Regions from separate parts of the Homo sapiens genome. Here region 1 is linked to region 2. A link is an interaction called in ENCODE POLR2A ChIA-PET data of the cell type or tissue named here. Cell type or tissue: PC-9. All regions are shown on one strand. Links, peaks and the distances in the headings refer to the core of each region. The heading gives the core; the rest is flanking DNA.

Region 1 (6,795 bases), core at 2,561-5,060, 360 kb before region 2:
GGACAGAGGAGCACATACAGAGACAGACACAGAGCTCAGATCCTTTGCTCCCTGGCTGGAGCAAATGTGAGGAGAAGAGAAGAGAGGACAGGTTCAAGAACTCACAGAAAGTACAAGGAATTCAGCCCCAGAAAGGGGTTCAGCAGCAGCTGGATGAGATTATTGTTGTCCAGCACCCTGTGAGAAGACTACTCAGCAAAGAGGGAACAGCAGGTGGGAACTACCCAGGCAAGAGCCGTAGCTCTGCGATGGGGAGTGACCAGAGGTATGGTCTCCAATCTGCTTTTCCCCAGACTGTTGCTCTCATCCTGAACAGCCTTCAGGAAGGTGTCACAGAGTTGCCCTGACAATGGGGCCAAAAAGTTTGTGAACATCCAAGGTAAAGTCTCTTTACCTGGGCCTTGCCAGACCTTCAAGCTTGCATTATTCTCATTTATCCAAACACAAAGGTTGACTCCCAGCAACTGCTGTGTGAACTGGTCTTATTGTTTTACCATTCATTGAGTACTCAGGCTGTATGACCAAGGTTAAAAGTTGTATAAGTACCCCCCACAGAAGAGACCAGTGCATGAGTCAAGGTCGTGAGAACAGACAACATGTACATCAGGCTCTAGTGGCACAGTGTTTACTTACAGCAAGAGAGAGAGAGTGTGCACAAGATCCAGGCTCTGGATTAGCACCTCATACAAGGGCTTCAGGTTGAAAAGAGCACCCCCTTGCCCTTCCACCCTTTCTACCATATGAGGACGTGGGCTAGTTCCTCCCCTTGGGAGGATGCAGCAACGAGGCGCCATCTTGGAAGCAGAGAGCAGCCCTCACCAGACACCAGTCTTGCTGGCACTTGATCTTGTATTGCTCAGCCTCCAAAACTGTGAGAAATAAATTTTTATTATTTATACATTTCCCAGGCTGTAGTATTTTGTTATGGCAACACAAATGGACTAAGATGCTCAGAGTCCCTTTCTTGACTCCCCTTCGTCTCCACTGCATCCCCAGAGGGAAAGAAGCCACTCACAGCCGCTCCATGCAGGAAAGGTCTTGAAAAAGCTGTGGAGTCAGTGAGCAGATGGAGTTGTGGAAGCTGTGGGAGCAGAAAGGCCCAAAAGGACAGAGCAGAGTTAGGGGCATGGACAGGGCTGGGCCTGGGGTTTACCCGGGCAGTGGGTGTTCTGGAGACTCCAGGAGGGCTGGCTTGAGTGGAAAAGCAACCTCTGAAGAGTGAATTTAACTTAAGAGAGAAACACACGGTAAATTCCCAGTTAGTCATGAAACACGCAGACCTCATTCTCTGGTGAGTCCTTCTGTGAAACATTTGTTTTTGTAAAAGTTCCCTTTGCCTTAAAGTGTCTGCTGCTTGGTGAGCAGGTCTATGCAAACCTAAGCTCAAAGGCCAAGGAAGCTAAGAGGCAGAAGAAAGAGGCTGACAAATTCAGTTTTTCAGAAATAAATATTTAATAGGGACTTAGGAACAGAAGCCATGTCTCAGACAGCAGTGAGTTGAGATGCTAGATGCACCGCCCACACACATTCCGTGTTGTTACTGTTACCCCCTCAGCCTCAGGGCTCATATACTATAGGAAAATGGTAAGCGTGCTTCAAATGTATATGTAGGACAATTGCTTCAGGGCAGGATTTATGGTAAGTACAATAACATCAGGGTTGTTTTGACTTAAGCGAAGATTTGGTAAGTACATTCTCTTACATCAGGAACAGAAGATAAAATAGAAATGTTGGAGGCATTCCTGGAACTGGGGTTAATGAGAAGTCAACATGGTGGATGAGACTCCTAGATGGAGTTGCTATAGCCTCTACAGTGTCCTATTGCCTTCTCACAAGAACAACTCCCCCAAAGGGGCCAGCCAACTCACTGGTGCCCAGGATTGCCAGGCCAGCAGGTGAGAGGGTGGAGATAGTTCTGGCAGCATATTCTCTTGCTGGAGACACAACTCACAGTCATGGTCCTTAGAGCAAGAGTGGGGACTAATGCCTTCGTCATCTTTGTTAAGGGAGGACTTGGTAGTATCTGGGGTAGAGAGAGGTGATAGACGTCACTCCAGGCCTGACCAGTGATCTCAGGGACTGGACACAAGGGTAATCTTGGATATAGGGTCCTTTACAACTGGGAGCTGAACAACCCCCAACCAGAGCTTATACCCAGTGGCCAACAGGCATGGGTTCCAAAGAAAATACCAAGGTCACCTCAAACTCTAGTTCCTTCTGGGCTGGGTGCCCATTCTGTCAATGGCTATTGGTTTAGTAAATGGCCCCCATCTGTCCCACTCCCCAGCCAAAAAGCTGAGCAGTTCCAAGTTTATCTATCCTCCAAACCCTCAGCCTCATCCCTACGCCCCAACCACCAGCCCCAGGCTCCTTCCAGAAAACCTAGCCCTCACGGCTTTCTCAGTTCCCACAAGCCCTCTAAAGCCTTGGAAGTGATGGAGTGGATTGAATTGTCTAAAGGAAGCTATGAACACAGAAGGGTGCTGAGGCACCTCATAGTGTCCCATACTCTCTGGCCCCAGAGAAGCCCAGGACCCAAGGATAGAACCAGGTCTCCCAAAGCTGTCCTAGGCCCCACTGACTCTCCCAAGTTCCAGACTTTCTACCTGGGTCAGCCAGAGACCTCATTTCCTTCTTTCCAGCAAAACACATGGGGCTTCTCCAAGTTAAGTGGGACCTGCACTGGGGGCCTGCAAGGAGGAGGGGGGCAGTTAATTAACTTTGGAGGAACTTGGTCAGCTTTTTCCTTGCTGTGAAGCTTGGGTCTGATCATCTGTGGTGTCTAACAGTAAGTGGCAACTCCATCCTTCCAGTTGCACAAGCCAAGAGCCTTGGAGCCATCCTTGACTTCTATTTTTCCCTCATACCACGCATCCTGCCCAGGTTCTGTTCACCCTTCAAAATACACCCAGAACCTTACCACTCCTTCCACTTCCACTGCTCCTATCTTAGTCCTTGCTAATATCATCTCTCACCTGGATGATTGCAGCGGCCTCTTGACTGACCTCCCTGCTTCCAATTCTGGCCACTCACAATCCACGCTGAAAATAGGAGGCAGAAAAATGCCCAGCTCAAAACTTTCCAATAGCTTCTGATTTCACTTAAGTTCTTATGACTGTCTCCAAGGCCCTACCCAACTTCGCCCCTTGCCACCTCTTTGACTACATCTCCTACCACTCTCCTCCCTCATACTGTCTGCTTTGGCCACACTAGCTGTTTTTGGGATATGCCAGGCATACTCCTGCCTCAGGGTCTTTGCACTGCTCGTCTCCTCATGTAGTTGCACAGCTTGCTCCCTAACCTCTTTAAGGTTCTTACTCAAAAGTCAGTGAGGCTTTTTCCCTGACCACCTATTTAGAATGGCAGCATATACCCCCATCCCTAGCCCTGCATTCCCTATGTCATCTTCCTACTTTATCACCCTCTGACCTACTATGTAATGTACGTATTTATGATCATTATCTGCATCTCCTGCATTAGAGTAGAAGCCCCACGAGGGTAGGGATTCATGACAAGTTTGGTCTCTGCTGTATCTCCAGCATCTAAAACACAGTGGGTGATACCTAGTATACACTCAGTGAATAAACGTTGAATGAGTCAGCGGGGAAATCCTTCCAATCATTCTGGGAAACTCTACCCCCTCTTCAGTTCGGCTGGTGCTGAGGTGGGAGAATCTCCAACATAGGCCACGAGTCCAACAGGGCAAGGGCTGTCCCCAACTGAGGCAGGGTCTGGCAATTCATAGGTGTCAGTGTTTGTTCAATGAACAGACACTAGGGCGAGGTGGTGGACACATATAAGGTGACCAAATACTGGTTTCTCCTTAGTGGTCTGATGTTTACATTTCAAAGGAGTGCCCTGAAGATGCAGTGCTTCAACCCCAAGGATGAAACTGTGTTGATAAAAATTCAGGGCGTGCAGCAGGCTCCGAGAGCTACTCTTTAGGAACAAGTAGGGCTTTAGGGACCACTTGAGTCACACTCCAGCCCCCAAGCTCACCCTCCCTACCCCAAGTTCCTTTATTCAACAAATATTTATTGAGCACTTATTATATGCCAGGTTCAATGCTGAGTGCCAGGATTTTGCCCTCAAGGAAGCCCATCCAAACCTTAACCCTGGCCTTTCTCTCTAGCTTCTTTCTTTTCTCGATTTCCCAACTCTGAGCATCAGAGGGAAGAAGAAAACAGACTAAGGGAAACAAGAGGTGCATCATCCAGGTGGAGGCCGACCAGGGCTAGGACACCCCAGCACCCTCTTGTGAACATGGGTGAGTCCCCAGGCCTTTACCTCCCAGTTTGACCCCAGGGGCAGGACCCAGTGGAGTATAATAGAACCCTGACACTTCACATGCTGCATGAGGGCTACAGGAGGGCCACCTGGCTTAGAGGTTGGGCCATCTGAGCTTTTTAGCACATTGTTTCTATCAAATTAAGGAGCACTTCTGAATTGGAGGCTGGCCTGGCCCAGTGTGCCTGCCTCGCTGTTGTGTGTGGGCTACAGCCTGTATGCCAATAATCCAAGAGCTCAGCCATTCCTACTGAAGCTATATAGAGTATCTTGCATAATATACAGCTGTTCAATTTCAAGTCCATAGCTTGACACCTAGAACCTAGGCCATTCTAAGAGATACCTGACAAAAGCCTCCATATACTTGCTTTTCTCTTTCATTTCTTCTTTCTATATCCCTCTATTTCTTAAGCTCTTTTTCTCCTTCTTTCTTTCCTACTCCTTTCTTTTCCATCTCTCCATCTAGCATTCACTAAGAACTGACAGGCCCAGTCCTGGGCTCTGGGCCCAGAGCTGAATAAAATCCAGACTTTTCTTGTAAGGAGCCCAAAATCTCACGTAGAAGACAAATATTGAAATAGTTTCAATACACGGTGTTAACTAACAAGTCAGAGATAGGCACAGAGTGTGAGAGCAACACACACCTGAGTCCACCCTGGAAAGTAAGGGATTGATAGTGAGTGGGGGAAGCCAGGGTAGGCTTCCTGGAGGAGGCACAGTCTAAAAGTCCTGAAAGGGGCTGGGGGTAGTTGCTCATGTCTGTAATCCCAGCAGTTTGGGAGACTGAGGGAGGAGGATTGCTTGAGCCCAAGACTTTGAGACCAGCGTGGGCAACAGAGCAATACCCTGTCTCTACCAAAAAATACAAAAATCAGCCAGGCATGGTGGCATATGCCTGTGGTCCCCGCTACTAGGGACACTGAGGTGGAAGGATCAATTGAGCCTGGAGTTCAAGGCTGCAGTGAGCTATGATCGTACCACAGCACTCCAGCCTGGGCAACAGAGTTAGACTATGTCTCAAAAAAGAAAAGTAAGTTTTAAAAAAAGTATTGAAAGGTCAGTAGTAATGAGCCAGGCAATGGGGAGAAGCAAGGCAGGCATTCCTGTTGAAGGGACAGCATGAGGGATGATGAAGAACTGGAGCTATATGGAGGTAACAGGTCCTAAAGAGTCGCATATGGCATATCAAGCCAGTGTTTCCCAAACAGGGTCTTGATGAAGGCTAATGTTCTAGGAGAAAGACAGGATGCAGGAGGGTCTGGTGTCAAATAAGTGGGGCAACAGGCTTATGATTGACCTTCTTCTTGGCGAACCCCAGTGCACATTAGCATAGTAAAGATGCTAATATGTCCTGCAATCAAGACACCTGTTTTACTTTGTTGAGCCCAGCATTAACCTAACTTATTTGCCCTGGGAACTCTTTATCACCGGATCCCAGTGATCATCCCAGGCCACATAGTTTGAGAAATGTTGCTATAAACGCTAGGGACCCAGCAGAAGGATTTAGGCAGGGACTGATGCAATTGGGCCTATGTTTCGGAAGGCTCCCTCTGGATGCTGTGTGGGTTGTGGACTGGAGAGGGAGAGAGAAGCAGCAGGGAGATGGGGAAATAGATTACTGCCATTGTCCAGGCAGGAGAAATGAGAGTCCTGCACATAGCAAGGGTGCAGCATGGGTGGCCATGGCATTGGAGCCTGTCTCGTCTTTGAATTGGGCTCAGTCAATGCACCCTGAAGCCTGCCCATATTCAAGAACTGAGCCCCTTGATCAGGCCAGTTTCACCCTAGGTTGGTCCCTGCACTCTCCCAGGCCAGATCTGTTCCAGCCTCCCAGTCCCCGCTTCTCCAACCTGACCGTGATGCCAGTACTGGCACTTGAGGAGTCTGGGTTCCTGCCCTCTCTCCACCCTGAAATCTGGAAAGGCTAGGGTTCCATGAAGCCCACAGTCCTCAATTCATTTCTCCCTAATGGATGTGCAGCCTGGGCAGGCCTGCCCCCAGGCTTCCTCTTCTTTTATGAAGCATTTTATGATTTCTCACTAGAGAGACTTCATTGGAAAGGCTAGCTAGACTGATGGAAGCAGTGAAATGGAATAGGGAGAAGTCTGGGCTAGAGGAAGGTGCAAATAGCAGCTCTTCTCCCATGGATCAGCCTCATTTCCTCACCCGGGTAAAGTGTGGGGTCAAGGTCACAGGTGCAACCCCCCTGCCAAGCCATTTCTGTGGGCAATGCTGGTGGGCACCTTTTCTCACATAGGCACATACAATGTAGACTGAACAAAGGCCGCAGGCCTACAGAGACCTGGGCTGGCCAAAATGCTCATAAAAGGGAACATGTAGCTAGTGGCCCTTGTATATTCAATTAGAGGCGTGCTAACACACACGAGTACATGACATTTTGACCTGGCAACTTTGATGCATCCATTTGGACACCAGGAACATTTTGTTCTGATTGCTTTAATGGGGTGGTTTTGACACAAAGAGATTTTTATAGGCCTAAAATTAAAC
Region 2 (6,795 bases), core at 2,094-4,593:
TGTCTCCTCCCAGCCAGCAAACACCCCTCAGTGAGAGGGGAAGCGGGGGTAATCCAGAGTGACCTATACTCAGAACTGTGTGTTGAGAGGAAGAAGGAGGGAAGGAAACAAATTTGGACTTTTGTCTTCTCTATATTTATGTAGTCTTCTCCTTGACCTTATAGTTGCTCAGTTGCCCTTATTCCTAAAGCCCCAAGAAGCAGGACCTGAAGCAGCCACCTGACACACTCCCGATGCCTTCTCCCCTCCTGTCAGGGCTGAAACTAAGCTCCCCAGGAATCAACCCCCATCTCAGGTCCTAAATCTTGTTCATTACAGTTTCCCTTCCTTCTGGAATCCTGTCTGAAGAAGATCCTCAAAGGCCAGGCCTAGAGATCTCTGACAGAGGCTGGTTTGGGGGAAATGGAATCTGCTTCCATTTAGGAAGTAAGAGCTGGCCACCTTGAGCCCCCTGGCCAGCCGGCCAGCCACTGCTGCAGCAGCATCAGAGGTGGAGCTCAGATTCCAGGCTAAAGCCTGAGGCTCAGCCCAGAACCCCAGGCCCCTGGGACCCTGGCAAGCCCTCCAGGAGATGACAGCATCAGCAGGAGCTTGCAAGTGAATGAAGCAGGCCAACCTCCTCTCCTGCTGCCTCCTCCTACTCTTCAGGCCGCTGAGGAGTTGGAATGTTGCCCTTTCTCCCTGGGGTGGTCACCTGCTTCCTCCCTACCTGAGCACTAGAGCTGCTGAGTAGGTGGAGGAGGGCAGGGGAGGGGCTAGGAACACCAGCTAACCTTGGCTTAGAAGAATGTGTGAAACAAGCAGGCCACAGGGCCCCTTTCCCAGCCAAAGACCCAGTGATAAGGAAAGGGGGAGGGGACAGCTGGAGGCAGCAGCAGGAGGGAGAGGGGAGAGTGTAGGAGAATGTGCTGTGTCAGCCAATTGTGCTCAGGCTCAGCCCTGAACTAACAACTCCCTCCCCTCCCCTCACCCTTTTCCCTCCCTTCCTTCTTTCCTTCCCTCCTTCCTCCCTTCTGTCCTTCCCATTCTATGTCTCCATCAGTCTTTCTGTCTCCATGTCTCTTGGTTTCTTTCTCTCTTTGGTGTCAGCCTCTCTTTCTGCCTGCTTCTGTTTCTCTTTCTGGCCTTTCTGTCTGCCTTCGTCTCTCGTTTTCATCTTTGGACCCACTGTCTGTCTGTCTGTCTCTCTGGCCCTCTCCCTGGCTCCGTCTCCCTCTGTGTGTGTCTCTGGCTTTATTTCTCTGCCTGTCCCTTTCTCTCTCTCTGTTTGCCTTTCTCCAAACCTGTCTTCTTCTCTAGATGGGTCCATTTCTCTGTGTCCCTGAGCATGTCTTTTTCTATCTTCTCTATGTCTTCTCTCTCTCTGCTTCTCTTTCTGTCTCTCTTCCTCTCTGCCCCACTGCCCTCCCCTGCCATCTCTCCCTTTCCCTCCCCTGAATGGCTCCCAAGAGGCTTTCATCAGCTGCGGAAGCACCAAGTGTGAAGCCTGGCCCCGCAGTGGGCTGGCCGGCCGTGCTTTTGAGCAGGACCAGGCCCATGGCTGCTTTTCCCAGCACAGAGAAGGAGCAAAGAGGGGAAGGAGGAGGGCACCAGCCCCTGCACACAGGATCCTGGGGAAGATTGGAGAAGGAAGGAAGCAACCTTTTGTAGCTCCTCTGCTGAGCAACCCTTTTTACCATGTGATGGAAAGACTCTTTTATCCTCATTTTTCAGATGAGGACACTTAGTCTCAGAGAAGGAAGTGACTTGTCCAAGGTCACACAGTGAGTCCGTGGCAGAGCTGCTAGGATTTGAACCCAGGACTTTCTGCCATCATTTCCCCCTGGGAGAGGGCTTGCTCTTTGGCTTCTCTTAGGCCATGCTCTCTAAGTCCATGCTGGCCTCTGCCTGACAGCTCTCTCTAGGATCCTGGTCTTTGGGCTTTCTTAGTAAGAGACCCAGTTGAAAACCTCCTGGGAAGCAGGGCTGGTGAGGTCCAATGCATCACAATGATGCCACCCAAAGCTGACCCCCAGGAGAGAAACCCCCAGGGCCTCTTGGGAGACATGGCTGAGAATATGGCATCTGATGGGGTGACATAGACAGTCTGAGCTGAAGGAACCCTGGGAGCCACACAGTCCAGCCTCTCTCACTGCACAAATGGGGAGGTTGAGGCCCATGCATAGGGAGTGAGTCCAGATCACCTCAAGACACAGCTCTTAGGGGAGCAGGACAACATTTGAAGAAGAAAATTGTCAGGGACTAGTTTGTTTTGTATAAAGAACATGAAAAGTCTATGTAAGTAAATCCACCTCGCTCACTGCCACTAAGCCATTCATTTTCCATCTCTGGACAAGGCACTTGGAGAAAAGCCTGGGGCTAGTCCCTGTGCCCAGGTCCTTCTCATCTCTGGGGATGACTGAGGGTAGGGTCAGACTGTCTTCTAGGTTTCATGGTCTGCGGCCCTGGGCTTGCCTGCTCCTTTCCCCGCCAGGGGCGGTGTGGGGGCAATACCAGCCCAAGTGGGCAGTGCAGCTGGTGGGAAAGAGCATTTGCTACCAAGACATGAAGGGGCAGTTCGGAGGGGGGGGGGGGGCGCGGCAGGGATTATGGGGCAAAAATGATCAAAAAAGAGACAGAGAGAGACAGAGACAGAGAAGAGGAGGCAGAAGGTGTGAGAAGGCTGGGCCTGGGGCCTGGAGGGAGTTATCAAAGGACAGCGACTGCCTTGGCAGGTCATAGCAGCACCAGTTTCACTCAAGTAGGGCTTGCTGTTTACACACGTGATCTAATTTTGCTTCTCACCACAGGCCTGTGACATTGGTGAGGCTGAGATTACTGTTGCCCATTTGCCAGAAGGGTAAACCAAGGCCCAGGAAAGCAAAACCACTTTAAACTCTGGGGCAGTGAATGAGCTGCTGACCCAAGCCCTTGAGCAAGCCTCAGGTGGCCTTTGCCACTTTGCCCTCAGTCCTGCTCTGGGAGGCAGTGGCATGTGGGTTCCACTGAAGAATTCTCCAGTGAAGTACAGTCAAAGTAGAGGAGCAGGAGCCAGATTCGCTGGAGGGCATTTAGAGGGAGAGAGAAAATGATTTAGGCAGAAGAGGCATTGGCTGCGAGAGGAAGATGAAAGGATCCAACAGACAGGGCTTGGCTCAGGGATGAGTCAGGCCTCCCGAGATAGTAATCTACAAATATCTCTGAGGTGTAAACAGCCAAGTAGGCTTCAAGGAAGAGAAGGAGGAGCAGGAAGGCAGCAGGAGCTGGAAGGGGAGGGGAGGGGTGGGAAGTAGAATGCCTTGGCCAGTCAGTGCAGGGACACCCACCTTGGGAGCTGCGCTGGGAGAGTTAGGCTGAGCCAGGGAGCAGGGCCCTGGAGGACGGCCCTGATGAGCTACAGAAGACCTCAGTGGGTGCCCCATCCTGCAAGGGTGCTGACCTCCCACCCTAGGCCCTCCCATGGAGTGGGCAGGCCACTTCCCATTTTCTGCCCCACTCCCTGGAGTGGGGCTTAGTGCCAACTTGGGTCTCTTCCATCTCTAATAGGACTGACTCTATGAGCACACGCTGCATATTCCCAGCTCTGGGCCTGATTGTCCATCCACACATACTGCCTCAGGGTTGCTTGGCAGCCCAGGGCTGGGAGCAGGAGCCCCCTTCCTAAGCCCATCCCCTCCTTCCTCCCAGGGGCCCCAGGTGCCGGGAGATCTGGCTTGTCTGAGCAAGGCTTAGCCCCCTTGCATCAGCTCAGAGAAGAGGCCACACAGAGATGCCACCCACGGAGGGGCAGGGGCCAGAGCCTCAGCCTCACACTCACACACTTTTCTATGCTCTGCCCAATGTCCTGGTGAGAGGGCCTGGGGTGCTGGTCCTGCTTTAAGCAAAGAGGGAAACAATGTTCCTGGGTTTGAGATGAAATGTTGCCTATAGAAGGCAGAGGAAAAGAGACAGAAGCCATTTTTCTTGAGGGGTTGGAAATATTGTTCCACCCCACCAACAATCCACGTTTACACGAAGCTCACACACACATAGCCACACACATGCACATATGCATGCAGGCATCTCTTCTGCACTCTCTGCCGCGGTAAAACGGAAGGGCCTGGACAGGGGCTCAGAGGAGACCAGAAAGGCCCAGTATAATTCTTGTGTAGTGGCTTTCCGCCTAGCTCACTGGTGCCTCGCCTCAGCTCTGAAAGGTAGAGCTCATAATGTCCATTTCACAGACAAGGAGACTGAGGCTTAAAATGATGAGACTTATGCTCTCGCAGCTAGAAAGTAATAAAACGTGGGGCATCAGACTCGGGTGTGTGTGCCTCTGCCCATGGGCTTGGCCTCCTCCTGCGGGGGCGGTGTGATGGGGACCCTGCAGCTCCCTCTCTTCCGGTCCACCTTGATATTGCAAACCTAGCCCCTTGGGAAGTTATCCTCTGGGTGTCCTCTAAAGCTCCACTTTCTGGGGAAATGAAAGCCTGGCCAGGTCCACTAGCAAGAGGGAGGTGGCCCAGTTTCTGCTGTTCCACCAGGTAAGATGAACCCCTGGCTGCTCCTCTTTGACTTCCTGCCAGGAAGAGGGGTGGGAGGATCTGGGAAGCTCCTTCAGAGCAGGCGTGCTACGCCTTCCCATTTGCAGCCCAGGATCTGCACACTGGAGGCACCCTCGCAGAGCCCACAATGGATGCCAAGTGGCAGTGAGGCCCTGAGGAAGAAACAAAAGGATGTGGGGCAGGCATAGTGAGAAGGATAACTCCTGTGTGTGCAGCATGTGTCAGTCTTCAAAGTGCTTCCAGAGGCATGCCATGGAGACCTAGCCCCTATGAATGAGGGAGGGAGGAAAGGATGACCATCTCTATTTTCCACATGAGAAAAATGAGGACAAGAGAGTAGAAAGGGCTTGTTCAAGGTCCCATAGCTAGACTGTGGACCAGTGCTTTGAGTTGCTGTTGTTGATTTTTCATTGCAACTCATGGTTACAAAACCAACAATAACAATATTTATGTGTGTGTATAAAATCATTTTTTACATCAAGACTCAGTACACATTTATGTAAAAATATATAAGTGTACATAAAATGGAAACAAAAGCTTCGTGAAACTACTTATCCTTACCGTATGGGATGTACTCATTTTATTTTTATTTTTTAGAGACAAGACTCTCACTCTGTCGCCCAGGCTAGAGTGCAGTGGTGTGATCATGGCTTGCACTCCTGGGCTCAAGCAATCTTCCTGCCTCAGCCTCCTGAGTAGCTAGGACTACAGGTGTGCACCATCACACTTAGCTAAGTTTTTAAAAATTTTTTGTAGAGACAGGGTCTTGCTATGTTGTCCAGGCTGGTCTCAAACTCCTAGCGTCAAGTGATCTTCACACCTCAGCCTCCCAAAGTCCTGTGATTACAGGTATGAGCCACTGCACCTGGCCTGCGTGGGATGTACTCTATTCCATTTTTTAAAATCCTGATCAAGACTCACAGAATTGATTGTATGACTTGCTAATGAGTTGCAACACGCAGTTTGAAAAAGACTGCTCTGGGGGCTACAGGCCACAGCCTTAGTTCTCCTGCCTCCAGAGAGAGAGGGCTGTTTGCGTCATGCTGTCCTGCCTCATTTTGAAAAAGAGGGGATGGGACCAGCTTAGTCAAGTGAGGAGATGGAATGGCCATGGTGGCAGAGGATTGGACTGGGGTGCTGTGGTTCATTGGGCCAGAGGAGGCCTCTTGGTGAGGGCTTCCTGCTCCTCTGAGACAAGCACGGAGCACAGGTAAAAGCCATAGAGATCTCAAAATGCTGGCCCCTGAAGGAACATAGAACCAGGATGCTAATACTGGGGCCTGATGGGGTGAAGCCTGTGACAGAAGGAAAAGGATCTGACAGAGGGGAAAGGGAATCATCCTGTGAAAGGTACAGACACCCCTGCACATGGACTCACACATTCACTCACACACATGTGCACATACATGCACATATGCACACACACCTTCCTTTGCAGCCTCCTCCCTCCCATCCTCAAAATTCCAGTTCATCCCCTCCCTCCTGCATACACAGACACACACGCATGCCCTCCCATACCCTCACACCACATACACAGGTTGCTGTGGGTGTCAGGCCTCTGGTGCTAGAAGGGGAACGGCTGCCCCTCCTTGGTGGCCCTTGGTGACCATCGGCCTCTCAGAGAGCAGAGGGTGGGGGAGGCCGGTGGCTTTTCTGGGCCCAATTCTGGCCCACAAGAAGGACCTAGCTGGGGAGACAGAGGTTCTGGGTACCCTAAGAGGAGTGAGAAGGTCTGCTCAGGGCTGTTTCTCATCAAGAGGGCATGGACCCTGGGCACCTGGAACTCAGGGTTCAGAGAAGCCAGGGAAAAGAACAGGAGTGGAGGATGAGAGAAGATTATCTCATAGCGCAACACCCTCAAAAAGAAGATGGCTCAAAAGCTCAAGAGGCATAGGAGCACCTAGACATTGGACTTGAATGGTAGAACTGCCTATAGTCTGACAAAATGGGGCAGTTATTGGAAGTAAGAAGCACAACAGAAGGATTTTCCAAAGGAACTCAGAAATGGCAAGATTACACACCAAGGCTGCAAGGTAGGGCAGAGAACCAAGCCATGGTAGAATGGGGTAACATAGGACTAAAGTCAGAAGCAGTGAGGGCAGCAAACAGTGTCAGGCAGCAAGAAGACTGACAGGAAGTCCACAACCTAGTTCTTCTACCTTCTGGCTTCTCTATCCCAGAAAGAGTTGTATATTGAGAAGGAAAAGCAAACACCAACAAGAGGGCATTGAAGCTCAAAAAGGGCTGAGAAACAGAGACCTGAATGACTTAT

The links. ChIA-PET counts read pairs that join two places held together with the same protein. Peaks named below come from ENCODE experiments on the same cell type or tissue, not always from the same donor. Only the 100,000 strongest peaks of a DNase experiment are listed, where the experiment ranks them.
Region 1: POLR2A ChIA-PET joins it to region 2 with 7 read pairs; 2 of 35 experiments call an interaction of 5 or more read pairs at or near these places.

Annotation. Positions count from the first base shown.
Region 1 is chrX:68,751,010-68,757,804 of GRCh38, forward strand. No RefSeq gene overlaps it. Among named protein-coding and RNA genes, the nearest start is that of EFNB1, 75 kb to the right of the region's middle. In PC-9, for the core only: no CTCF peak of the experiment used is centred there; no DNase peak of the experiment used is centred there.
Region 2 is chrX:69,106,733-69,113,527 of GRCh38, forward strand. No RefSeq gene overlaps it. Among named protein-coding and RNA genes, the nearest start is that of PJA1, 55 kb to the right of the region's middle. In PC-9, for the core only: no CTCF peak of the experiment used is centred there; a DNase peak (open chromatin) is centred at 3,099.